Linked DNA regions of Mus musculus: all the other regions are linked to region 3. The links are chromatin loops, found by intact Hi-C in ENCODE. Cell type or tissue: heart. All regions are shown on one strand.

The links. Hi-C counts contacts between places; a loop is a spot of excess contacts. Peaks named below come from ENCODE experiments on the same cell type or tissue, not always from the same donor. Only the 100,000 strongest peaks of a DNase experiment are listed, where the experiment ranks them.
Region 1: it touches region 3 in a loop (6-fold over the local background); 13 of 42 quality-filtered maps call a loop at or near these places.
Region 2: it touches region 3 in a loop (5-fold over the local background); 13 of 42 quality-filtered maps call a loop at or near these places.
Region 4: it touches region 3 in a loop (2.8-fold over the local background); 14 of 42 quality-filtered maps call a loop at or near these places.
Region 5: it touches region 3 in a loop (2.4-fold over the local background); 3 of 42 quality-filtered maps call a loop at or near these places.

The regions. Positions count from the first base shown.
Region 1 is chr8:11,380,596-11,385,595 of GRCm38, reverse strand. The region is part of intron 4 of Col4a2 (collagen, type IV, alpha 2); the gene reads right to left. Among named protein-coding and RNA genes, the nearest start is that of Gm46030, 43 kb to the right of the region's middle. In heart, a CTCF peak has its summit at 426; DNase peaks (open chromatin) are centred at 1,995, 2,445, 2,915 and 3,765; H3K4me3 peaks cover 321 bases; H3K27ac peaks cover 4,263 bases.
Region 2 is chr8:11,390,609-11,395,608 of GRCm38, reverse strand. All of the region lies in intron 4 of Col4a2 (collagen, type IV, alpha 2), which reads right to left. Among named protein-coding and RNA genes, the nearest start is that of Gm46030, 53 kb to the right of the region's middle. In heart, a CTCF peak has its summit at 2,614 (motif pointing right); DNase peaks (open chromatin) are centred at 638, 1,738, 2,308 and 2,608; H3K27ac peaks cover 2,779 bases.
Region 3 is chr8:11,310,562-11,315,561 of GRCm38, reverse strand. It overlaps Col4a1 (collagen, type IV, alpha 1), which reads left to right and starts at 2,736. Exons shown (of 52, transcript NM_009931.2): 1 at 2,736-3,046. The coding sequence starts at 2,963. Col4a2 (collagen, type IV, alpha 2) reads right to left here and starts at 2,757. Exons shown (of 48, transcript NM_009932.4): 1 at 2,448-2,757; 2 at 2,055-2,143; 3 at 1,878-1,932. The coding sequence starts at 2,098. In heart, CTCF peaks have their summits at 3,008 and 3,760; DNase peaks (open chromatin) are centred at 1,571, 2,751, 3,321, 3,811 and 1 weaker place; H3K4me3 peaks cover 4,544 bases; H3K27ac peaks cover 4,271 bases.
Region 4 is chr8:11,251,123-11,256,122 of GRCm38, reverse strand. All of the region lies in intron 2 of Col4a1 (collagen, type IV, alpha 1), which reads left to right. Among named protein-coding and RNA genes, the nearest start is that of Gm32709, 7.6 kb to the left of the region's middle. In heart, no CTCF peak of the experiment used is centred here; DNase peaks (open chromatin) are centred at 2,432, 3,622 and 3,772; H3K4me3 peaks cover 709 bases; H3K27ac peaks cover 2,276 bases.
Region 5 is chr8:11,364,930-11,369,929 of GRCm38, reverse strand. The region is part of intron 4 of Col4a2 (collagen, type IV, alpha 2); the gene reads right to left. Among named protein-coding and RNA genes, the nearest start is that of Gm46030, 27 kb to the right of the region's middle. In heart, a CTCF peak has its summit at 2,160; DNase peaks (open chromatin) are centred at 239, 2,019 and 2,969; H3K27ac peaks cover 2,045 bases.

The sequences.
Region 1 (5,000 bases), 70 kb before region 3:
GCTAAACTCACAAAATGCAAAGCTTATTGGCATGGCGACCTTCAGACCCTTCCCAGGGAGCTCAGAGCACTGCCTTGGAAAATCTGTGACAGACATCCCACCTGCTGTGCATTCTGCCCTCTTATTTCCCTATCTCTCTCAGCTGCTAACAGTTTCTCCAGGACCGGAAGAGGTGAAGCCTTCCCTCCCTTTGGAAGACAATGTTGGAGTCACAATGGCTTTTCTTGGGTTAGGGTGTTTCTACATAAACATTGAAAAATGGGGACTCAGACACAAGAAGTCAGAGGCCTCTACTGGACAGAAGATGAGTGAATTAATGTTTAGGAAACATGTAGGATTTCATTTAAATATTGCATCTGCTGGAGAACGTTCTTCCGCATAAAGATTGGTGCATGGAAGATTCAGACTGTATTAACAAAATGTCCTTTAGGAGGAGCTGGAGATGGAAGCTACTCTCTGGTCAGTGACGGATGAGCTTGCACAAACATCCCACTCAAAACCTTGTTAAAGTCTAGAACTCCAGCTGGCTGGGGCTCTGGCAATCTAATCAGATTGCTCCACCAGCTTACTGGATATGTTGCTAACGTGGACCATATTCAAGGACATAAGATGCTTTTAGCCCTGGGAACATTACTCAAGCCACTGAGAATTTTAATGGTCTGAGCCACAGAGGGAACTTCTGAAATGACCAGGTTTCAGACAACCAGAGTGAGCCCCACACAGACCCTGCCAGCACCTAGGCAGTTTCCCTCCTAGAGGAGCAGGTGGCTTACAGCTTTCCTGCCAGGAAGATGATGGGGTGCACACATGACCAGATTAAACTGCATTAGGTCAGTTGTGTGGGAATTTACACGTTAAACAGTTTCATGGCAAATCTCCCAAAAACGTACCCGATTTTTGAAAAGTCCCATTTTTTTTCCCATGTCTTTCTTAAAACTGGACTGTGTCACCCAGGGAATATTACACACCTCGGAGGAGGAAGGATTTCACAAGACTAGGCTCAGCCCAGTCGTTTTTGGTCATTTGTGGGAAAACAACCAGCGAGGGAGTTCTGATTTACAGAACTATAGTTCGGGGCCAGCCAAGCTTGGGGGCTAATTAAACACCCACCAGGTTGACCCGCACTGCCTGGTCCTCATGTCCCCAAGTCAGATGGGGTCAGTGTCTCTGGCAAGGTCTTAGGGTGACCTATGATGAGTAACCCAAGGAGGTTTTTCTTAAAAAACAAAACAAAACAAAACAAAAACCAGTGCAGCCCATGATGGCCTAGAACTGCTATGTTTCCAAGGACGACCCAACTCTTGAGAGCTAGGAGTGCTTTAAACACATGACTTAATCTAATTTTGCAGCTGGGACACAGGAGTTGTCCACCCAGGGACCTGGAGTAGGTGGGTAGCCGCTTTCTTTTGGCTTCTCCCTAGTGCCCCTCACTCTTTCCCTTTCTTAGCCTCCTTTTCCAACTGTTCCCAGAATGCCAAGCGCTGAGCTGCTGCACACAGTGTATGTGTTCTTTTACTCTCCCTGCCAATTAAACAAAACAAAACAAAACCAAAAAACTCACAACCAAAATTTGGCAGGAATTAGCAATTGACTTTTTTTTTTTTAATAAAATTCTCTAAGTTGGGCGGTGGGGGGCGGGGGGAGTTATTTCACATACCTAAGGAAGAAAATAGTTTTCTAGGAACGTGATCCAAAGGATGCTGTAATGAAGCCATGCCATGCTAACTTGGTTGATGGCTTCCAACTGCCACCCTCTCTGGGCCAGATATGTCTGCTTCCACGCACCAGTGATGGTGAATTCCTCCATTCCATTTCTAAGCAATGGTGACTCCAGACTCTCTGAAATCCCCACTTCTTCACTGATGCTATTTAAATTGGCAATGTGTTTCCCCATGGCAAACCCAGTCTCTTCCTTATCATGTAAAATGGCCAGGGAAATGAATTTCCAAGGAGGGGCCAGGAAGAGGACACAGAGGGAAAAGGAGTAAAACCTGCGTAGATTCAGTCTTTTGTGTTCTAAGAATAGCATCAAAGCCTCTGGCCAGCAGCTGATCATCCTAGAGGCCTGATGGTTGTCAGGCTTGCCAGTGTGGACAGCTCTTTTCTTAGGCTAAGGCTGCTCTTAAGCTGGTAGCGGCCTCTCTTCTCAACTCATCAGAGAGTTGCTGAAGTCTCGCTTTAGAGATCTCCTACTGAACTCAAAAGTCAAATAAAAAAAAAAAGAAATTAGTGACTGTGAAAAAAAAATAAGCTTGAGGAGTGAGTCTCATGCCCTCCATTCTCCCTCAACTTCTAAATCCAGCACGGATCTCACCCCAGCCCACTCCCTCCCATCTCCACCAAGGACCATTTATACACCGGGAAGCCAGGAGGCTCATTGCAGTCTCCCTCTGTCCTCTCACCTGATTCCCTCTGCTACACTTCCCTAAGTGGCAGTCCAAGTCTAGGCCAAGACTTCTGGCTTCCAGCTTTGATTTACTCCCCAAATGTCTTGTCTGCCTTGCCAAGATTGTGAAATATGCCACCTACACTGTTCTTAAAAAGTAAAAAGAGCTCAATGCTTTACTAATGGAAAATATGTATCCGTCACTAAGTGGGAAGGAGAAATAGAAACTCATTTGTAATCTCTCTCTCTGCTTTCTCTCTCTCTCTGCTCTCTCTCTCTCCTCTCTCAGCTCTCTCTCTCTCTGCTCCCCCCCCCCCCCCACACTAAGCAAGCTCCCACAAACAAAGAGCCCATCCCTAATGACCCATTTGAATGAATGACAGATCTGGAACACAGAGGCAAAGGATAGCTCAGGACACTGTGGGGGTGGCTTTTTGGTTCCGGGTCAGCACAGGCCACCTCTCTGTGGACCTGCCTGGCAGAGCTCTGCTGGGAGCAGCATCCAAGACTCCTGTGACGCATCTCTGAGTGACCAGCATGGGAGCCTTATCTCCAGACAGACAACTGTGGGGGTGGATAGACAGCTGGCTCGGGGAATGTTTCCAAAGCCCTCCGACTGTCATGTACCGTTAGCAGGGCTCCCTGCACGCTTGGCAGGCTTGCTCCAGCTGGAGCGGCTTTATGCCCAAGGATGGTAAGACCGTGGGTAACTTGCATTAGTCATGTTGGTCAGCCTGTGGCTGGCAAGGCTCAGGACTTGGAGAATTCAGGGGCTTGGCTTGAACCAAAAAATAAAACCACAGAACATTCTCGCATTTACAAGGTCGCTTCTCTGAGATCTGCTTGTGCAGTTTACAGACCTGTTCTTAAGGAACAGCAGATCTAAGGCTGATGTCATTGCGTTCTCACCTGCCGGCAGCGACTGCCTGCTGTGCTCTCTCTCAAGAGAAGTGGGGTGGAAGGGAAATTCCTATCGTGACTTTGAATGGATTTCTGATGGAATTCAATTACAAGATGTTCAGGACTTATCGTCTGGGATTACTGGCAGAGTTTAGGAAAGGGATGGGAAGGGCTGAACTCAGCTGGTACAGCGAGTGCCTAGCGTGTAGTGCACGAAGTTCCTGTGAAGAGCCGTCCTTGCATATGTATGTAAGATGTTAAAATGTATAAATTAAACATGAAAAGGGGATGGAGCACTGTGGTATTCCCCTAAGGCAAAGGGCATGCTCTCTGCCCACAGACCTTCTGCTTGGCCAGATCTCATCATGCCTGGGGTTCCTACCTCAGAGGAAGGGCAAGTAAGTCCCCAGATGAGTGGTTTGGGAGATCCGGGGTGTGGCAGGAGCTGAAGGCTTCCCATCTCCAACCTGTGGTCTTCTGAGACCATCTTGACCCTCTGACTGCAGGAGCAGAGCAACTTCTGTGTGTACCTTCCCAACCTCTAGGCTAGCTGGTGAGTGAGGAAAGGAAGGATGGTGTCACACCCTCATGGGACCGCAGACTGACGAATGGGCTGAGGGCGAGTGAGGAGAGTGGGGCAGAGCCCACAGACTGACGAGGCCCCAAAATGGTGGCACACCCCTGGTTCGAAACTCACGAGTGTTCAGTAAACCAACCCCCTGACACCTTCTCTTACTTAGCATGGCAGCTTCCCATCACAGGTAAAAGAGAAGCAACTTGTTTCTACATGGAGGAAACCCTGGGTCTGCAGGGCTCCCCGAAGCTGTCTCTCTGGGCCATTGTAGGGAGAATGCTGGCCAACCTGGCATCCTCTTAGCCAGTGACTTGAGCTCTAATTTCCTAGGAGACATGTGCTGGCCCTGTGGAGGAAACAAGGGCTTTGGTTTTTTTGTAAACTGACCTTGCAGGGTTCTCCTGCTCCCTGGTTGTCTCTTTCCCTGTGCATTTCTAGCAGGCTGTGGCGATTCCCTGTGTGCCTTTAAACTCCATGGTTTCATTTTGACCTGTGTTTGAATGAGCTTTTAACTGACAACCAAATCTAGGAGAGCAAGTGGCAGGACCGGAGAGGAGGTGGGAGTTGGCCAGGAGGCCTGCGTGGCCAGGAGGCGTGGATGGACCTAGGTTTCTGTGTTGAATGCTTTAGTGGGATCTCATCCAATCCCAGCAATAGCAGGTGATGCTTCAGCCACTGGGAAAAGAGTCACCTCCGAGTGTGCTAAGGCTTGGTGGGAAGCAAGCAGCAACAGGAAGCTGGTTGTTGGCTAAAGACTGAATGGGAGACTGGGCTGCCTCAGCTTGCTCTGTGGCTGGGAGTGTAGAGTGTGTGTTTAGGTACAGGAGCGTATGTTTAGTGTACAGGAATCCCCGTGTTCATTCTCCAGCACAGAGAAGAAACCCGCAACTTCAAGTTCCTTGGGCCCTTTGTCCCAATAGTCCCGATAGCCATAGGGAGGGACACAATGTCTCCTTAGCATATCTCTCTTCAGGAAGTTTCCACCCCACCATTCATATTCCCGCATGCTCAGCTTCCTGGGACTTTCTGTGCCAGTTGGGTCCCAAATGGACATCAGCACTGTCATGTAACTGCCACTGGAGAGGGGCAGCCAATGTTACTCACTCTCCGAGGAGCCGCACAGCGCGGCTCTTGAGTCGG
Region 2 (5,000 bases), 80 kb before region 3:
GCTCCGGAACCCTGAATCTCTGTCTCACACAATTCCTAGGTTCTTGTGTGCATTGCTGTCGGAATAACAGCATGTCCCACACTTCCCTCCACATGGCCCTTAAGGGAGAAGACAGTTATCTTTAAAATAAGAAACTTAGGACTAAGTTCTAGCTCAGAGACAGGTCTGGCTCATTGAGTCAAGCAGAGCCAAAAACAAACAAACAAACACCCCCATTATGTCAGCTAAACATTAACTTTAATTAAACATCCCTAGAAGACAGAATAAATGGGATAAGGGATTTGTCCGCTTGACCCCCCATCATTCCCTTTCTGGAGTCACACCTGGTGTGTACCTGGTCACAAGTCATTTTTGGTGGACGGCAAGGCCAATCAAAGCCAATGTTATTAAGTTATATGGCTAAGTAAGAGGTGTGCTTAGAATTCCAGGCTCCTGAGAATGCTCCCGAATTTGGAAAAGTTTACATCTGGAAAAGGGGCCAAGTGTCATCAGAACGTGTGCAGGCAGAGGCGACAGGACATTTTGGACAAAGGCCAGATAAGCCCAAACACCCACCCCCAAGGACAGAACCGGCCCCTGCACACCAGGATGTTCAATCTGGCTGCAGCCTTTCCGGGTAGAGCAGAATAGACTCCCAGTGACGCAAAGGATGAATGGTAGGAAATCCCCTCTCCTTCCTAAACCGACTCTTCCTGCCTCACCTTTCATGGGCACCAGCCCCAGACCCTCCTACCCTCCCCAGCCCCTTGCAGACTCTCCCTTCCTCTGAGGGCAGTAGACCACGACTCTTGACGATCCTGGGGAATTCCTAAGTCCTAATGAATTTCTGCAAGCTGATGGCATACACTGGCGAATTCACAAGATGTCCATGATGGCAGAAAGGGCTCCTTCAGGATCCAGGACACGTGTTCTGTGCCCTAGGATTTGGAACTGTCTACTGTTCATGAGGGTGACGGTTCACGTGTGTGGACGTGTTATGTCACCTGCAAGGGAAACGAGAGAGTACCCACCTAACAGTACGTGACACAAGAGACTGAGAGCTACTTTCCAAAGCTATTTAACAGATTGTGGTTAAAAAGCAAATGGCGTCTGGCTTGGTGAGATGGCTCAGCTGGTAGAGGAGATTGCTCTGAAGATGGATGGTCTGAGTTCCGGACCCGGGACGCACATGGGGGAGGGAGAGAACTGATGCCCAAAAGTTGTCCTCTGACCTCCATACACACACAAAGGCACACGTGAGCCCCTCCCCCACAATTGATTAGTTAATTAATTAAATCCACACACGTTGAAGCAGACATTCAGCTTTTACTCCCAGGACCCAACTCAGGGACATCCACTTGTAGTGGCTCAGACTCAAATGAGAGAGAGAGAAATAATAAAGCTAAACCAATCCGCAGCTCCCACCTGCAAAACGGGTAGAAGAAAACACTGAGACTTTGGGCTTGTAAAAAATTTCTTAGACACACACACACACACATACACACACACACACACCACCAAACAAAATAGTGGAGAAGATTAAAAAGTTTGATCCTCCAAATTCTGCTGAAAATAAAAAGGCTCTAAACTAGCCAAGTCTGTCCTGAACTAGAGGAGGGACTCCCTGTCAGGCTCCTATTAAACCTCCTGCTGATGCCTGACACTTGTGAGCCTACAGTGGTGGCCTGGTGGCCCGGCTCCCTTAATCGTCTCTCCTAAGCAGTTCCCAGCATCTGGCTCTCACCTCTTGCTCCACAAACCGTCTGCCGAATGGCTGGCTGCTCACATATCTGGCTCTGCCTCACTCACAGTCCTCCCAATTCACCCCTAGTTCTATTTTTAGAACACTTTCCTTCTGTTTTTTTTTTTTTTTTTTTTTTTTTTTTTTGTGGTTTTTGAGGCTTGAGCCCAGAGTCTGGCGTGTGCGAGGTAAGAGCTTCGCCACTGAGCTACATCCTTAGCCTGAACCCCTTTGAAGACCACTATAGTAACATCACAGTTTCTGAGGTTCAACCGAGGGGGCGCTGCCCTTCAGAGAAGGCTGCCACCCTTACTGTCCCAGCCCCATTCAGTTCTGTAGTCCCCTGGAGCCATTCAGGAAAGTCTTGTCTTAGCCCTGCACTGCCCCGGGGAACTGCTGATTGTTGGCTCCTTAGAGGGTTTGGCTTCTCTGTCTACACAGCAGACAGAATGCTCCCCGGGCCCTCATGATGAAGTCATCAAGGAGACCACCCAGGCTCATGGAAGGAGGCCTGAGTATCAGACCCTGCTCAGCATCTGATTAGATAATGAAATATCGTGGGCAGCCAAGGCGCGGGTGAGGCAGGCTCTGGAATGCTGGGTGTTCCTCCTCCAGAAAGCTCAGGCCGGTAATGTCTGAACCTGGCTGCTTTAAGCATGACTGAGCTGAACTTGAACATGCTTAGCAATGGGTAGGACCTTAGTGGGACCGCTGTGGTTCACAGGGGGTCAAAAGTTGTAGAGGAAAAGGGGTGTGTATTGACAGAAGTCTGTAAAAGCCTAAAAAGGAAATAATTTTAATGTTTACTGGATATCTCAGTTTTGAAAATTTGAAATGAAATCAACATTCCTGGTGGAAGGAACAGGGCCAAGGGGGATAATAGTGCAGTTCCAGTAGCCAACACCAGGTGGCAGTCATTCTCAGCCTGCAGGCGAAGTTAGGAAACCTGTCCTCTGGCTTGAAAGTTTTGAGTCTTTCCAGGGTCACATGACTCAGCTCTAGGGAACAGAGGGCAAGTCCCTTATTTGTTAACCTCCCTTGGGGATAATCCCAAGGAAAACTGTGATTGCCTAATTCCAGTTAGTCCAAGGGGCTATCATACCCCACTTCTCTTAGAGTAATTAAGTCAATAACTCATAATCTGTCTTTTAATCTTGTTAAAGTAAAGTATGCCAACTACTGACACTGGGAGCCTGCTCCCATGCTTACCCTGACAGCACTTGCAACAATGACTTCAAGTGACATTAGAATGAATTCCTCCCCAGGACTGAGTCAGCACATACCTAACAGCCTTGGATCTTTGCTAAGAGCCATTTCCACCTTTGTTAACACATTAGATTTTAATTCCTGTAAAACTCAGGACACATATTGTCACTATGCTCATTCTCTGAGGGAAACTGAGGTGGGGGGTGTGGCCAACCAGCCTTGTACATTCCGAGAGAGTGAGCTCTCACCGGAGATGGCCATGTGGTTCTGGAAACCCACTGGCAGCCTGGGGCATGCTCCTGTAGAAAGGGACTCAGGTGTGAAGCCAGGCAAGGCAGGACAGGTATGGGGGAAGAAGAGCAGAACAGAACAGAGCTGGTGGCGATATGGATTAGGGACAAGATAAAAGGGTATAAAAGTGACTTCTGAGGTGGAGAGGCTAGGAGATGGACCACAGACGATGGACTGGGAGGAAAGTCTGTGGGTGGCCGAGGCATCGGTGATGACTGTTCATGTCACTTGACCACCACACCCTATCTGAGAAGGCAGGATGTTGTGGTCTTTGAATGGCCAGAACTCCGTGCTGGGAGGTGGAGGAGCCACCATAAGGCACATGAATGGCACTTGGAAAGAAAAGCTTGAGAATACCTCCTACCAAGAGACCTCACCTCACCAGGGAGGTGCTGACTGCAGCCCTAAAGGGCCTAAGGACGCTTCTGGAACAGCTCTGGAGTTCTCTGTCTCTTTTATCTCATACCCATGTGGCCTCTGAAGGGCTTTGTTAGTATATTTGGTTTGCTCTTATTTTTTTAGACAGGGTTTCTAGCTCAGACTAGTCTCAAATTGTTACCTAGCCAAGAATGATCTTGGGCTTCTAATCCTCCAGCATCTACCCGCCCTGGGATTACAAGTATGAGCCCCATGCCCAGTTTCTGCAGTGCTGGGAACCCAACACAGGGCCTTGTGCATGCTAGGGAAACAAGCTACCAATGGAGCCACATTCCCAGTCCCAGTCCCACCCCTTGCTGGAGTCAGAACCCACATCCTTGTATATGTTAAGCAAGTATTTTGCCACTGGGCTACACTCCAGCCCTAACCGTTGACGTTCAATTCTGGGAAGGTCAAAGGCAGACAGTCCACATCAGATCACACAACATCACACACAGCCTTTCTTCCTTGCACCTTTAGAAGGATCTACTCTTTGGGAGGAGTCCTAAGATAAGACCTGCCAGTCCTTGAGGTGGTCCTTGGGGTACCCCCCTCTCCTATGACACTGTCGCAGCCTTCAGGTTAAGCGTGTCTTCTGGACAGTGATTAAGAGGCTAAGCTTACAGGACTACGGTTCTGTAAGTGAGTCTGGTGTCTCTGCACTTCCTCCCTCGGATTCTCATCTAGGATGACCCTTCTGATGTCACTGAACACGTATCCTGAATAAACACAGACCATAGGAGCTCTACCTCCCATCTCAGTCTGTGGGAAGCTAATGCATGGATCAGTTATGCAGACAGGAGACCCAGTGACATCCTTCTGCAATCCAGAGAATGACTCAGGAGGCATGACAACCCCCCCCTTCCTTCTTCCTTGGAGACAGTGTTTTGTGTAGCTCAGGGTGGCCTCAAACTCACCCTGTAGCAATGGATGACTGAACTTCTGATCTTCCTGACACCACAGTAGGAACTGGGGGTTGGATGTGGTTCTGAATTCAGGGCAAGCACTTTATTGACTGAGCCCCATCGACACCCTTTTACTTTCTAAAGACTTTATCTACTTTTATATGTATGAGTGTTTTATCTGCCTCCATATATGAATGTATTCACATGCAGTGCCCGAGGAGACCCCCTGCCCCCCAAGACTGGTGAACCCCTCAGAACTGGAGTTACAGACTGTTGTGAGCAGCCACGAGGATTCTGGGAAGGGAAGAATCCAGATTCCCATGCAAGAACAGCTGGTGCTAACTGCTGAGCCATCTCGGGCTCTCCACCAATCCTTTCCTCTAATGACACTTAAATTCTTCATTATTTTATCTTTTATGTGCACGGGTGTTTTGCCTATATGTATGTCTGTCTGTGCACCA
Region 3 (5,000 bases):
GAGGGGAGGGGCAGAGTTCGCCGCAAGGAAGAATCCCACACCAAGAAGTCACGTCACCGGCACTAGCTGTGAAAAAGCCAGTGGGCCAAATTGTTAACCACACCAATCGCATGCGGTTGCAGACACACTGATTCACACACATTTAAACATTCAGACTCTACAGCCCAGAGAATGAACTAAGCACACTGAAGACACCTGGCGCTGTCTCTTAGCTCCTGTGAGCGGATCAGGGCTCCCAAAGTCTTCTGTGTCTGGTTTCTAGGCAGTGCCTCAGAAAGTCCTGCTGGGTTGTCTGAGATGGGATCTGGAGTTTTGGAAAGCCTTTCTAGGCAATGTGGTTTTCTGGGAAGTACCTGCTCTCCGTCACATCCAAGAGTAAAGGGCCAGAGACACTGAGGTGGGTTTGTGGCATGGGAAAGGATTTGGAGAGGTTAGGGAGCTATAGCGTAAATGAAGGGAATATGGCCTCTGGGACAAGCTGCAAATATTCTGAGGAATGTGGAAACTGAGGCTTGGTGTCATGAGGCAAGGGTAGAGCTGGGTAAATTGCTTTTCCATAGCAAACCCTTTTGGGAGTTGGAAAAAACAAAACAAAACGATGCCAGGTAAGGTCTTTGTTCTCAGGATAAAAGACATAGATGGCTGTGCAGCGGCTCAGGACTGTGGGAGTCACCACACTGGGTGTCACTTTCTAGGAACGTGGGTTTAAGTGCGGCTGTGGTCTACGGATCCCGGCCAAGTGGGAGTCATGCATGAGGGCCCATAAGTAATGGGCTGTTCCAACATTTAGGTTCTGCTCTTATGTCAGGACTGAGGACTGGGGCAGGAAGGAGACAGACTCAAGCTATAAGACTGGCCAGGGCTGAGCGGCCAGTCTGGTCAGAGCTCCGCTTTCTCCTCATGCTGGGCTCTGCATCCCAGCAGAGCAGGAGACCAACTGTGTGGTGGAACCAGTGCCCACTTTCTGCAAGCCTGAGAACCACTGATGGTTCCAGCTAGGTGAGGGAAGGGAAGGAGGCTGAAGCAGGGCTCCTTCCCCAAAGGTGTGTTGGTTCCAGACACAGAGTGTACTGGTGTCCCAAGCTGTGTCTACTTGGAACTCAGGTATTCCACAGACAAGTAAACAGGGCACATAGGACACCTGGCCAGGGTTCTCAATTTTCATGTTTCTTTTAAACAGCACTACCTATGAGAAGACCCCCCCCCCCACACACACACACTGGTACTGGTATAAGGAGTGGCTACATTTAAAATGCGAGGGAGCCCCAGAGCATCTCTCCAGTTCAGTTCAAAGGCTGTTCTGGCAGGCCTGGTTTGGTCTTTCAAGGAGCAACAGGTACAGTAAACAAGTCACAGAAGCCAGGGACCACAGGCCTCCCTCTGGTCTGTGGCTCTTCAGGGCCTACTCAAGGTTTGGAAGAGACCGCGGTTTCTATCCCTTTGTCCCCGAACAACCTTAAAGCAGGAGGCTGTCTCCTCCTTGCCCCGCCCCTCCCCAGAGACTCATATTTAAGCAAGATGCTCTCTGCCCACCACAGTGCCTGGACACCACCTCTGAGTTTCTGGAAACTCTTTGCTCCCAGCCCCCTCTGTCCGTGCGCCTCGTGGCCTAGTGATAGACATTCTTCCCTTGCTGCTAAGGCCAAAGCTTGGCAGCAAAAGGTGCCTGAGGCTACGTTTTAATTATTAGCTCCCTAGAGAGGGCCGACTCCTGCACTGCACGGGACGAGCGGCTGGCAGACACAGTAGCACACACCTACAATGCACACGCACACTCAGGTGGGCTCGACGAGCCTGTCTTCCACGAGGCTCCGCGAGCGTCCCAACCCGTCACGGGCGCGGAACTCCAAGCGCCGTGGAGTTCAAGCGGTACTTACCCCCAAGACGCTCTGAGCCAGGAGTCCCACTGTCACAGTTGCTAGCAGCAGCCACCTGCACAGGAGAGGGAGGGAGGGTAAGAAAGCGACCAAAACATGCGGGCCCCAACTTGTCAACTCCTGAAATATGCATGCAAGGTCCCCTTCACCTAGGAGACCAGGCAGAAGGCGACTTACCCTCGCAGGGGAGGGCCAGACGCTTTGAACCGCACTCGGTCCATGATCCCAGTCTTTGAGCTCTAGACTCGGCTCGATCCCTTCCTAACCTGGAGGCAAGAGACAAAGCGGGTTAGCAAAGGTGGCAGGCAGAGAGAGCATCGTCATCTTAGCACCCTGACTCCGCATAATGTCCCTCGTTTCCTTGCGGGGTGACCAAAGTTCTGTCCCATCAGGAGACAGAAAAAGGGAGATTCTTCTCCGTAGGCCCTGCCTGGAGCTCCTCAGCCCATGCAGCGCGATCCCTATTCCCCCAGCTCCGATCCAACGGAGCGCGCAGCCTCAGCCTACTCCGGCGCTACAGGTCCGCGACTTGGGGCCTGGCTCTCTGTGCCTCCCGGGGGTCGCTCTCACCTCAGGGTCAGGAGCTGCTGCCCGCGCGCATGGGCCCCTGAAGAAGCGTTGGCCCGTGGCACACCGGCGGCCAGGCCGGCCTGGCTCTGCTCCGTGGGCGCCGGACTCTCGGCCCCGGCGTGCCTTGCTGGTGCTTGCCCGGGATTGGCGAGCCAAGGGGCTCGTGGAATCGGGGCGCGGGAGGAGCTGGGTGCGGAGCGCAGAGCCCCGGCGTTCGGACTCCCTGCGACACCAAGTCCCGAGCGGCGCGCAGCCTCCGCCTCTTACCCGCGCCGCAGGGTCCTCCCCTTGGAGACGCCGCCCGCGCACTGCCGAGGGGAGGGGGCAGCGCCAACAAATTGGGGAGCTCCTCGGGCGGCGCGCTCAGGTCTCTGCGCAGAGTCACCGCACCCGGGACGGTGAGCAGGGCTCACGCCCGGGCCCTCCGAGACTGAGCACCTCGCCGTGGCCCACGGGAACTGGGCTGCATTTCCCCGCCGTCTCTGCTGGTCCCCTGCCGCCCCGGGCGCGCCACCATGGGGCCCCGGCTCAGCGTCTGGCTTCTGCTGCTCTTCGCCGCCCTTCTGCTCCACGAGGAGCGCAGCCGAGCAGCTGCGAAGGTGAGTTCCCTGCGGGCTGCGCTCCCCAGCCTCCCTCCCTGCACCCCTGACGCCCCGCGAGGCCTCTTTGTCCAGCGCCTGGCGCAGTCAAGCCGCCTGGCCCTCGAGGGTACCGCGGGTGGCACGGCCAGGTGCATTCTTCCCCCGGGTCTCCCTCTCCTAGTCCCTGTGGGCAGCGATCGCACATCCATTACGGAACCTCCTTTGTTATACACTGGGTGCGGGAGAGTTAGGAAGGGACTGAAGCTTAGCGTGTACCACGGCGGGGTGAGGGTACCGAGGAGCCAGTGAGATTTGAACCCTCATCGCCAAGGCTCTCAGCGGCGGGGCGCGCGAGTGGGTCGGGGCTGGAAGGGTGGCCAGGCACACCCCACGCCACTCAGAGTCCTACACTCATGTGCAGGGGGAACCGCTTTGGGTGTGTTTCTGGTTGTTTGGAGACCGTGATGGTTGAGGCTGAACAGCTTTGGGCCGTTTGCCTGGAAACATCTGTATTTTTGCTTTCCCACGACTTTTGTGTAGCCTACGGCACGCTTGAGAACAGACGCGGGGCTCTTCTCCGCATCCTAAAAGTCTCTGCCTCGACTCTTGCCTTTTATGAGTGCGTGCCTGAAAATTATAACCACATTTAGACTTGAGTGTGAAACCAAAGCGAAACTCCGTCGCATTGTTCCCTGCGCAAATTGTTTTTTTTAAGTTTTTGTTTCCTCTGGTGCTGTGCTTGGCCAGGAGGGCGCTGGGAGATGTTTGCAAGAGCCAGACTTCCAGCTCTGGAGGAACCCGGCCAGACTTTCTGCCTTCGCCCCTAGAGAATACACTTCAGCTGCTGCTGCTGCTGTGACAGCCATGCAGGCCCAAAGGCCACAAGGTGTGGCCTCTCCACAGTTTGCCTTCCCCTCAAATGCCTAAAAAACGACGTTTGCTTCTCACCGAAGCTTCCAAGTTTTAAAAGAAACCGTTGCTTAATTGTGCATTTTCCTTTCCTTTTAAGAATTTCACCTCTTTCCTGCAGGAGCGATACTGATCAACTATGCTATAAATTATTAACTGTTACATACTAGAATAAACTGGTAACGTTACTAGGGGTTTTCTTAATTGGGTTTTGCCTCCCTTTCTGAAGAAGGATGATTAATTACATCAGCAACCAACTTCAGAGAGTTCCCTCCTCTCCAGTCTTCACCTTCACCGCAGGTAGCCTTTTAACTACCCATTCTCTTGCTGAGGGTAGTTTCTCAAAAGAGCAGGCTTGATAGGCTGGACCTGCTGGCGGTGCAGGTCTTGTAGTTCTTGCTTCTTGGACACCCGAAGCAGGGGGATCTCAAGTTCAAGGCTAGCCTGGGCAACAGAATGAGTTCAAGGCTAGCCCAGGCAACATAGGGAGACTCTCGCTATAATAATAATAATAATAATAATAATAATAATAATAATAATAATAATAAAGTAAAAAGAGGCTGACGGGCAAAGTGCTTACCCAGCATGAACATAGCCCTGGGTTCATTCCCCAGGGTGGAAAATATTTACCAAAAGACCTAGGCCTTCTAAGGGGATCACTGTGATGGAAAAGCATGAGCCACTGTTTGGACTTAGGTTTTTCTGAACGATCGTGTTAGCAAAGCTAACTGTGAGATCTCACGTCCAGACCCTCAGGACTTTAAACCGTTGAGTCAGCCACATGAACTCCTGATCTTACTTGGAAAGTCAAACCAGCCAGGGTTGAGGCTTGACATTGATGTATTTCCTACTAATTGTCCTGTAAGACCAAGTACATTTCTGGATGCTCGCTCTGTTCTGTTCCTCCAGCTGCCTTATCTTAAGTGATTTGGCCCGTGGGTACCCTAAGATGTTACCTTGGTAAGACATTCACCCCATTAGCAAGCCTGCTAAATGTGCATATGACCTTAGGTATGCAAGAAGACCTGTTTAAAAACAACATCCCCCCTCATTTAGAAATCTG
Region 4 (5,000 bases), 59 kb after region 3:
TCTTGGAAAGTCCCTCATATTTAACTTTGAAGACTGTCTTATGTGCTTATATTATTAGTTATAGTTTTTACACTCAGGATCTTCTCTTCCCTTCCCTTCCCTTCCCTCCTCAGCCCCTCCCCCGCCCCCTTTTTGAGTCTGTTTCCTGTATCCTTGAACTCCGGATTCTCCTCCCCGGATTCTGAGTGCTAGGGTTACGGGGTGCGTGGACCAAGCCTAGCTTGTCTGAGTACTTCATTTGTATTGTTCATATTTTTGTTACCACAGACAAAAAAAAAAAATAGTCCATGGCCAGACTGTGGCATTTCCTGACATTTATCTGTCCTGGTTTTGTTTAAGGTCCCGTCACACCCACGTGCACTCTCAAGTTAACAGCATCTTCACCCTCCAAGGGCTGCTTAGGAGCAGAGGGTACTTCTCAAACTTCCCATTAGTGGAGAGAATAGGTCTTTAAACTGTTGATTCAGAGATAATGAAGACAATAAGAAAACTTATCTTTATGGGCAAACGATTTTTTTTTCTTTCTGAGCTCAAAAAAGAGCCAACCCCTGTGAAATCTTATTATCCATTATCTATGTTCTGAACTCTCAGCCCCTCCCCAAACTCCCCATCAAGCCAGAGCATAGAATTTTGATCTTTTCTTGGAACTTGGAAAAAGAGGCAGGGCAGTCACATTGCCAGCACGGTGTGACATCATGGCTGATCTTTGCAGCCCTCGAGACCATCATCACGTGTTGCCCAGGTCAGGAGCACGTCCTGCATACCTCTCAACTCTACCTCATCCTTCAAGGACAGCCTTCATTTAAAAAAAAAAAAAAAGGATCCTAGTGGAATTAGTAACAAAAGACACCAACAGGTCAAGTCACAGAGAAGGGATACTTAAGTGACCCCTGGACTGAGGGCTAAAGGGACACTAACCTGAGTGTCCGAACGGTGGCAGGCCAGTACCTTGCAGCACCACTTCACTGTCTACACCGTGGGTGCTTCCTTGCTGTGTGGCTTGGTGTCCCCAGAGTGACTTCCTGTGTGGGGTGAACTTGCTGTAGCACCTGATGCTATTACCTGCCCACACAGAAGGCCCAGCAGGGAGCCGTGTGCCGCTAGGTGAAGAGCTTGGGATGGCGGCTACAAATCAGGACAAGCAAAGCAAGTAGAATACAACTGCTACTTATTTGGTGGTGCTTAACCCTGGTTTATTGTTAACCCTGGGTCTTGTTTAGTTCTGTGCATATAAGTCCCCTAACTTCTGTTGGCCCCAGTTACCTGATTCAGCCCTGACTTGCTGTTATGCCTCAGGGCCACAGCTAGGAAAGTTCCCAACCTGTCATTGAGCACCTTGTAGGTCTATTGCTTTCCTGTTTTAAAAGAATATTCGTTTATTTGGTCAATTATTAATTCATTTTTTTGCCAACACTTCATATCCTAGGTTGGCCCGCAGCTCATTGTGTAACTCTGGCTGGCCTTGTACTTGTAGCATTTCTCTTGCCTTGGGTGCTGGCTGTGAACCTCTGTGCCTGGCTTGTATGTTTAAGTCTGTAGGGGAGGAGCAGGTAGAGGTCATACTAATAGCTCTAAGCTTCAGAAGTGCTCATGTTGATAAGCTGTTAGCATTGTGGTTCATGTCACCACCTCTCTGGAAGCTACTGAAGATTGGTTGGATCCCCACCACCACCACCACCACCACCACCACCACCACCACCACCACCACCACCACACACTTTACAGTTGGCAAGTGCCAGGAGAGTGGATGAGATTACCTTAAGGCATAGGTTTTCTATAGCCCAGGGAAGGGAGCCAAAGGCAAACCTTTGAGTCTGATTTGCTGGCAGTGTGGTGAGCCCCCACAGTGGACTCAACAGCTCACTCTTGTCCTCTTTGTGCCTGTTTGCAGGATTTAATTTCTTTCTGGGCCATATGCAATTCAAACTGGAACATGCCCACGATGCAAGTGAAAGGGACCAGCAGGCAGAAGGGGAGGAAAGAGTAGGGACTGGGAGAAGTGGCTGTCTTCATTCAGCAAAACCAATATTCACTAATATAACCAGAAGAATTCGCAGTTCATATTGTTTCTACAGTCAAAGGTCTTGGTCACCTCATAGCCCCAATATTTAGGCTATCCATTTCATACTTAATTTCATAAATTTTCCATTCCAATTAAAGCTTTTTTTTCTAGACAATTCTATCTCTTAGACCTCTGTTAAGCTTATTTCTCTCTGTTGTGCCTACTTGAATGGGCACACACACATACAGCGTGCATATACACAGAGGTGAGCTGGGATCCCATGTAGCCCAGGCTGACCTTGGACTCCTCATCCCCCTGCCTCTGCCTTTTGAGTACAGGGATTTCAGGGCTTGCCATCACACCTGTTTGATACACTCTTGCTACAGTAACAGCCCAGAGGATCTGCCCAGCACATGTAGACCAAGCTCTCCCCCTGGTGGCCAGACTAAGAGCTGCAGAGGACCAGCTGCCCATGAGAGACCACAGGTTCCTGAAATCTCCTGGGTCTACAATTCTTCTCCAGGGAGCAGACATCTGGCTGGGGTCCTCTTGTGTGTCCAAGGAGTGGATAGCACTTTCCTGAAGCTACCTAGGTCAGAGGGCCAAGAGGGAATGGGAAGAAAGAAGCCAAGGCTGAGGCAGAGACACTCCGCAGATGTGAGATGTCCTGGCCAGTTAGGAAAGTGCCCAAGACTCCCGGTGAGTCTAGAGACAGGAGGCCAGCATAGGTCTTACTTTCTAATATAAAACCATGCATGCTCCAGAGAGTGACTTAGAACAGAAACTCTGAAAGATACCACAGAGAACTGCCCTCCAACTAGTGTGAGATGTCTGCATCTCCTCCGCGGAGGAGGACTTGGAAATCGTTTTCTTTTCCTGCCAGTGACTTGCCAGCGCTCCATTCTGCTGCTGCTTCCCCTCCATCAGTGAAGTCACATTTGCTGTTGGATAGGCTTCATGGGAAAGTCTCGAGTCGTCTGTGAGAAGAGGTTATTTACCGCACTTGGTTATTCTTGTGTTGAGCGAGTGTTAGCTCTTCAGAAAGTGTTTTGCATTTTTTTTCAAACGATGAGGAGGAAAATTGGGTTTTTATAGCCTAAAAAAATTTCTGCAATTTTTTTGTAGCTGTTCCGTCATCATGACTATTTACTATGTCTCCTCTCTACCTTTTGCTGCTCTGAGCCCCAGAGTTAACGTTGTAGCAATGTGTGAGGTGTGAGCTGGCAGTGGTAGGACTGACACTTAACAGCAGTTCAGTGGAAACTTCTCCCCTGCTACATTCAATTCATGGTGGAAAACAGAACTGAAGAGCTACCCTGACTCAAGAGGCCCTTCCCTTGTCTCACTGTGTGGGTCCTGTCCCCTCTCCCTGCATCAGTACAGTGTCAAGCAGAAGGCATGCAGGGAGCTCCCAGAGGGGCCCCGACACAGGAGCTTTTCCGTGACCTGGTGACACAGATTGCAGCCTGCCCACAACTTTCCCAGCACTATCACATTCCGGATATGGTCCTGCGGATGCCTCTCTGGCTAGGCTCAAGGGATTGAACTTGTGGAATTTTGGCTAAGTGCCATGGTTCCCCCATTGACTATGGTCCCTATAGATCATGGTCCCCCGAATTGACCATGACCCAGCATCCCAAATCGCTTCCCACTAAGCACATGCCCTGGTTGCTATGGGCCAAATCTCATGGCTTTTATGTCTCAGTTATGTTCAGTCTTGCTTGGGAAGTGACATCTCAGGGAACTAGATGACAGCAGGACACAGCTGGCTCAGGATCACGTCCAGAACAGAGATTTTTCTGTTGCTATTTAGCTTGGGACAGAGGCATCAGCCAGGTGCTAATGGGGCCTCAAGGGCTTGTGCCAGGGACCTGGGTTGTATTCTGCCTGGGATTTTCCGTTCCTTGGGTGGGGTGTGTTGTGCTGTTGTTTATCTCAGAATCCTGTCTCTAGTGTTGATGTGTGCCAAACACTAGCTGAATAACTTCTTCAAAGAAGGTGTAGAGGGTGCATCCCAAGCTTTAATTTGTGTTGGCCATCGGATTCCCTCTATTTTCTGTGAAAACACACGGAGATCCTCTTACCCAGGTTTTGTTTCAGGTGTGAGCAAACATTTTTGCATGTGCTGTGGTTCCCTTGAAGATCCATGATCCTATTGTTTAAAATGTAAACAAAACAAAACAAAACAAAACCGTGAAAGCCTCACTGAGACAAGGGTTCCATGCTGACCCTCAAAACAGCCACAACTTATCCATTTAAAATATTTTGCTAAACTTTAGCATAATATAATACATGCTAAAATTTAAAAAGATATACTTTCAGTTCTATTTTGTACAGAAGTATGCTTTGCCTGCATGCATGTATGTACACTAAATGTGTGCCCAGCATCCACAGAAGCCAGAACAGAGCATCTAATCTCCTCAAACCCAAGTTACAGCTGGTTGTGAGCTGCCATGAACCAAACCTGTGTCTCTGCAAGAGCAGCCAGTGCTCTTCACCACTGAACCATATCTACAGCTCCCTAGATCAACACTGTAGACACAGAATTTTAATTCATCATTCAGAATAAACTCACTACATAGCCCAGGCTACCCTAAAACTAGCATCCATCCTCCTGCTTCAGCTTCCTAAGTGCTAGGATTAGAGTCACCACCCCTGGCCATCGTGATTGCTTTTGATAATAGGAGTTTTTGATGATAACTTATTTTAGGCACATTTTATGTTCCCTTTAGTTTTTGTACTTGGTAATTGTTCCTTGAATTTAGAAATTCCCTACTATTTCAACCTCGCATGTTCTAGTTGCTTCCTATTTGACTTTCTTGCTGAGACTTGAGGGAGCTGAATCTTAAGCTCTTTTTGCAGTGTTGGAAGAGGCTGGGACATGATTGGGTATTACAAAGGGACCCTTTCTTTCCACATTTTACGGGATCTTTATGTGCTTGCTGTAGATAATACGGTAAGCAAACATTTTAAGTTCCTCCAGCATGAAACTCTATTT
Region 5 (5,000 bases), 54 kb before region 3:
AACTGTAGGGCAAACTCTGCAGCACACATGCACATTGGCCTGCTGTGGGACGTCTCCCCCCACCCCCCCTTGGGTACGGGGAGGCCTGAGAGAACCAGGGGCTGCAAGAATGACTTCCTGGACCCACAGCCCCCACAGAAGAGCTCCTGGCAGAGCTGCGGGTACCACCCTTGGCTTAGAGGAGGAGGCTTGAGAGCCTTCCAGGGCGGTCAGGGTGTTCTTGAGCTCAGGAATGCTCTCAGAGGGAAGGTTTCATGAGACGGTGGTGGCGTAATGGGGCTAAGGTTAGGAGCGGGGGTGGGGTGCAGTGTGCAGGGCTGGACTGCAGGAAAGAAGGAGTTAGGGAAATCATGGTGTCAAGGGACTCGGAGGGAGCGCTGGCCATATTTGCAGAAGCCTCCTGGTGCACACTCAGGTGACGCTCTGAGCAAGCCAGGAGCCGGATGACTGTAATTTCTACCATAGCGCTGTCTCCAAGAGGCAAGAGAAGTGCACACTGGGGGTGGGGAGACTGGAGAACCAATCTACAGAACCTTCTCCTCCCTGGCTCAGACACTTTGTTTAGGAAAAGAAACCACCCATGGAGAAATGAGGTTAAGGCTGCAGGAACAACTTTGGACCACTAAGTTTCAAGTATGTAAGATCGGCTCAGATATCCAAGGATGCTCATTGGGGCCAGCACTGGATCTCAGTTCAAGTTTTGGTCCTGGATTCTCCAATTATGTGATTCTGGGCAACTTACTTCATTTAATTTCCTCAAAACTGAAACGGGGACTACTTCACAAGATCCATCGGAGTTTCTCAGACACAAAGCACCCCCAATAAGCCCTGGCATCGCCATAGTAACGAGGGGCATGCCGCCTTCTCCTCCCCGTAATTCACACCAAGCACTCAAAGCAAACACGGTGCGCTGGTGATTGGTGTGGTACGGTTTCAGCTTGGTCGGATACGGCAAGTTGCAGACTTCCTGGGTTCTCTGGGATTCTTAGGGCCTGGGCAAGCAGGGATTCATGCAAGGGTAAAGTCAAGTGGTGTTCCACTCTGGCACATGTGCCACCAAGTAAGAGGGTGAGGAAAGTGCAGAGGCAGGAGGGCACCGACTGGCACATGCACAGACAGGCGTGAAGACAGGATGAGCTCTCTCTCACAGAGGTAAGACTCGTAGAGTTCTTAAGCATGAAGACACAGGCGTTTACAGCACATGTGTGTCATAACACTTGAGAGCTGAGTCTCGGCAGGCCGGGCTGCTTAGCCCAGGGAGACCCTGTGCATGTGGCTGAGCCCAATGCAGAGGAGAAAGCACAGCGCTCAGCTCAAACTCTATGTCCCTGGGTTTCCTACTGAGTACAGGCCGAGGAACAGTTGACTGTTCTGTGAGCAATGCTCTCTGAGGTATTTTGATTTTCCTTTTCGAAGAATTGTAGTCCAATATTCCACTCCCCAAAGAGCTTGAGAGGAGATACTCTAGCCAGGCACGGGGAAGTTCACTCTTGAAGATGTACACCGTGTCTGATGAGCACTGAGGTTCTCGGAGGGAAAGAAAGTGGATACTGACACCGTCCCACCTCGCAGATGTGCTGCCTCGTACTGGGTATCTTTCAGGAGACCGGAAGAAGGGGGACCCCGACTTTGAGGATCCAAGTCACTCTGAGGATTCTGAAGCCCGAATGTGTTATTAATGTGAAATGGGTACCCCAAATGAGTAATATCCTAGGCTTGGAAAACTCATGACCAAGTCATTATACTTCTTTTTTAATTGAAAAACCAACCAACCAACCAACCAACCAACCAACCAAACAAACACACAGGTAAGGGACACCCTACCCCGGAGAAAGGTGATGTGGTAAAAAATAAACTTTTAGTTGCTAAACCGTATGGATAGTAAGAAATGGAATAAATATTCCACTGTAGCTCACGTACGTCAGGACCCATCTGAATTTTGGAAATGAGATGCTGTGAGTCAGAACAATGGCTTCCCACAACACTATTGTGAACACGAAGACGGGAAACCCAGACACAAACAAGAGACAAATAGCCAAACCTGCCAAGAAGGTACAGGAAACACTTGCTCATGTTCACCTCAAAAGTGGAACAAGACACTAATTGTTTTTTCAGATGACTGTTAAAAATAATGCACTCTTTACTGTAGTGGCCACAAGATGGGATTTGAATACAGCATTGTTTAAAAGAAAACAAAACCTCTCATTATAGCCACTGTTTAAATTGGAAGATTTATCTTTATAGGTTATCTTTCTTTGGCAAAATGAGATAAGATTTTTATAGACAAGAAAAAGCCATCTTCTGCAAACAACATGTGTTAAAAATAATCACAGAGATAAACAAACAATAAAAGGTTTAAATTTCAGACAACAGGACAATACTGCTAGCTTTGGTTGAAAGAATAGGATGTCAGTGAACCCAGCTATGCAGGACTGGCCTTTTCATTTCCACATTCCACTGTGCCCTGCTCAGAAGTCACTTGAAGGAAGGACAGGGAGTCTGCCTAGGTCTTCACAGACAAAATTTACCATTAAAAAAATTATGCTGAAGGACTCTGGGCAAGCCTTTGTGCCTATTCCACTCCCATTCGAGGTCATAAGGCCCCTTGTTCAAAGGACCCACCTCTGAGAGGGGACCCTGAGCCTGAGGGTGTGTTGGGTACAGTGAGGTCAATGGTCACTGTTGATTTAATAAGAGTATTAAATAAAGGAGTCCATGATTCATTTACAGTATCAGCATCTGCGAACTGAGGTGAAAATAGTTGGAACCCCTGGAGTGGGATTGGAGGGCAGTAGAGAGCCAAACAGAGGAGGACTGTATGTGCGGCTCCCCTAGGGTAGAATTTAATTTTGGCTTTGCTGGCCCACTTTCCCATCTGTGAGCAGACTCCCCAAATAAGTCTGGAGTTCATGTGGTTCAATGCCAAGAGCAAACAGGGATCAGGAAGGGACATGGTGACAACTGAAGAGTCATCTCAGGGTACAGCCAATCTCAGACCACAGGCAGCAAAGTCTCAGTGCGTCTGGAGGTCCCATCTCAGTGCCTGTGGCTGTGGCAGGAGAAGCTCAGGCAGAGGCAGGACGAGCTGGGAAACAGCAGTCAGTAAGCTACTCCGGGTCTGACACAGACATGGGATGAACTTTAAAAGGCAACAGTGTATTCAAAGAGCCTCTCAGGACATTAAATAAGTACACACTGTGCCTCTTTTTAAAGTTTCAGACAAGTGCTAAAAATAATACAACTCCCATAGTGTGCAACACTAGCCAATAAAAGGATTTTCTATGATGGTAAGCTGTTGATCAGGAAAGACAGAGTATATGCTTTAATGCACGATGTATGTAAATGCCTGCATGCACACATGCACAGCATGCAGACGCTAGCTACAGTACTGGGCATGCTGGCTGCAGCACATGTCTTAGTTATAGGAAGCATGGTGGCAGCCAGAGAGTCCCTTCCTATCTCGCAGCTGCTGGGAGGGACTCTTGGTCATGAGGATAGGTCTTGTCCCCCGTAAATGTCAATGTCAAAAGACAACTTATTCAGCTCTGCCATTGGCTTTGGCTTTTCCCATGACTCATCTCTCCTTCCAAGATAACTGACATTTCTGAAGGGAACCCTTTTTATTAAGTCATATTTCTCTCTACCAAAGAAGTCGTTTTCATTTTCTGCACTGGGGAGGCCATTTTCACCCACAAAGTCCTTTCTGTTTATTTCTTTGTTTCCTGGTTCTCCTTGAGGGTATGCAGACAGCCACATACCCTGTCTACCAATGCTAGCCTCAAAATAAAGCCCCCAAAATACCAGTGGCAATTCACATTTAGAAACATCCTTCTTTGTCCATGGCCATGTTCATGGGATGTCTGTGTTTGAATTGGGTCAGATTGAGATGAGAGAGATAGACAGAATTACAGAAAGAGATGGGTAGGCAGGCATGCATGCACGCACACACACACACACACAAACACACACACACACACACAGAGAGAGAGAGAGAGAGAGAGAGAGAGAGAGAGAGAGAGAGAGAGAGAGCACTAAGGGGAGAAGAACACCTCCCCAACTCGTTTCCTTACCAGCCACTGCAGTTACACTTTTTAATAATTCAACAGGGCTTAGGATCATCCTAGACTGAGGTTCAAAGGCAACTGCCACAGTAGAAGACCAAAAGGAGAAAAATCTTATAGAGAAAGTCTGTTTTGGCAGATTGATCTATCTATCTATCTATCTATCTATCTATCTATCTATCTATCCATCCATCCATCCATCCATCCATCTATCTATCTATCTATCTATCTATCTATCTATCTATCTATCTATCTATCTACCCATTTACGAGACTGGGTCTTACTCTGTAGCCTCAGCTGGCCTGGAATTCATCTGCCTCTGTTTCCTGAAGGCTGAGATTAAAGGCGTGCACCCTCACATCTGGCTATCTTGGTAGAAATATATGAGCATATTTGGTCAGGGTGGTGAGAAATTAAAGCAGAGTTTCTGAAGCATGGTTCTGGTCTTCAGGGAGAGGTTTGCCCTACTCTACTCTGTCTGTTTGTCTGTCCGTCTCCCTACTGCTGAGGCAGCAGATGCTGAAGAGAACTGAATCTGATGATCAGGGTCTCAGAATGGAGGGCAGACAAGCTCGAGAGCCATGGCTAGAGGAGAGAGTATCTAGAGAGAAATAGAAACTGACAAGAGAATCAAAGAGCCTGCTTCTCCTGCTAATGCATGGCTGCCCTTGGGTTTCTCCCTCTAGCCGGTGGTGTTGGGAATGAGCCCTACCTAAGCCTTCATGCACAGCCAGCAGCCCTTGTTGCACTGAGCCGTGCCCACCTCATCCTTGGAAGGTTTATTTTTTTGAGTGAAGCTGTGAGCTTTCATGTGGGGACTCCATGTTGAGTGACAGTCCCACAGAAGAGCTCAATCCTGCAGCCAAGAGGCTTTTGAGCCCAGCATTTACGAGCTGTCATGTTTTGTGGTGATGTGACAGGGTATCTTATGTAGCCTTG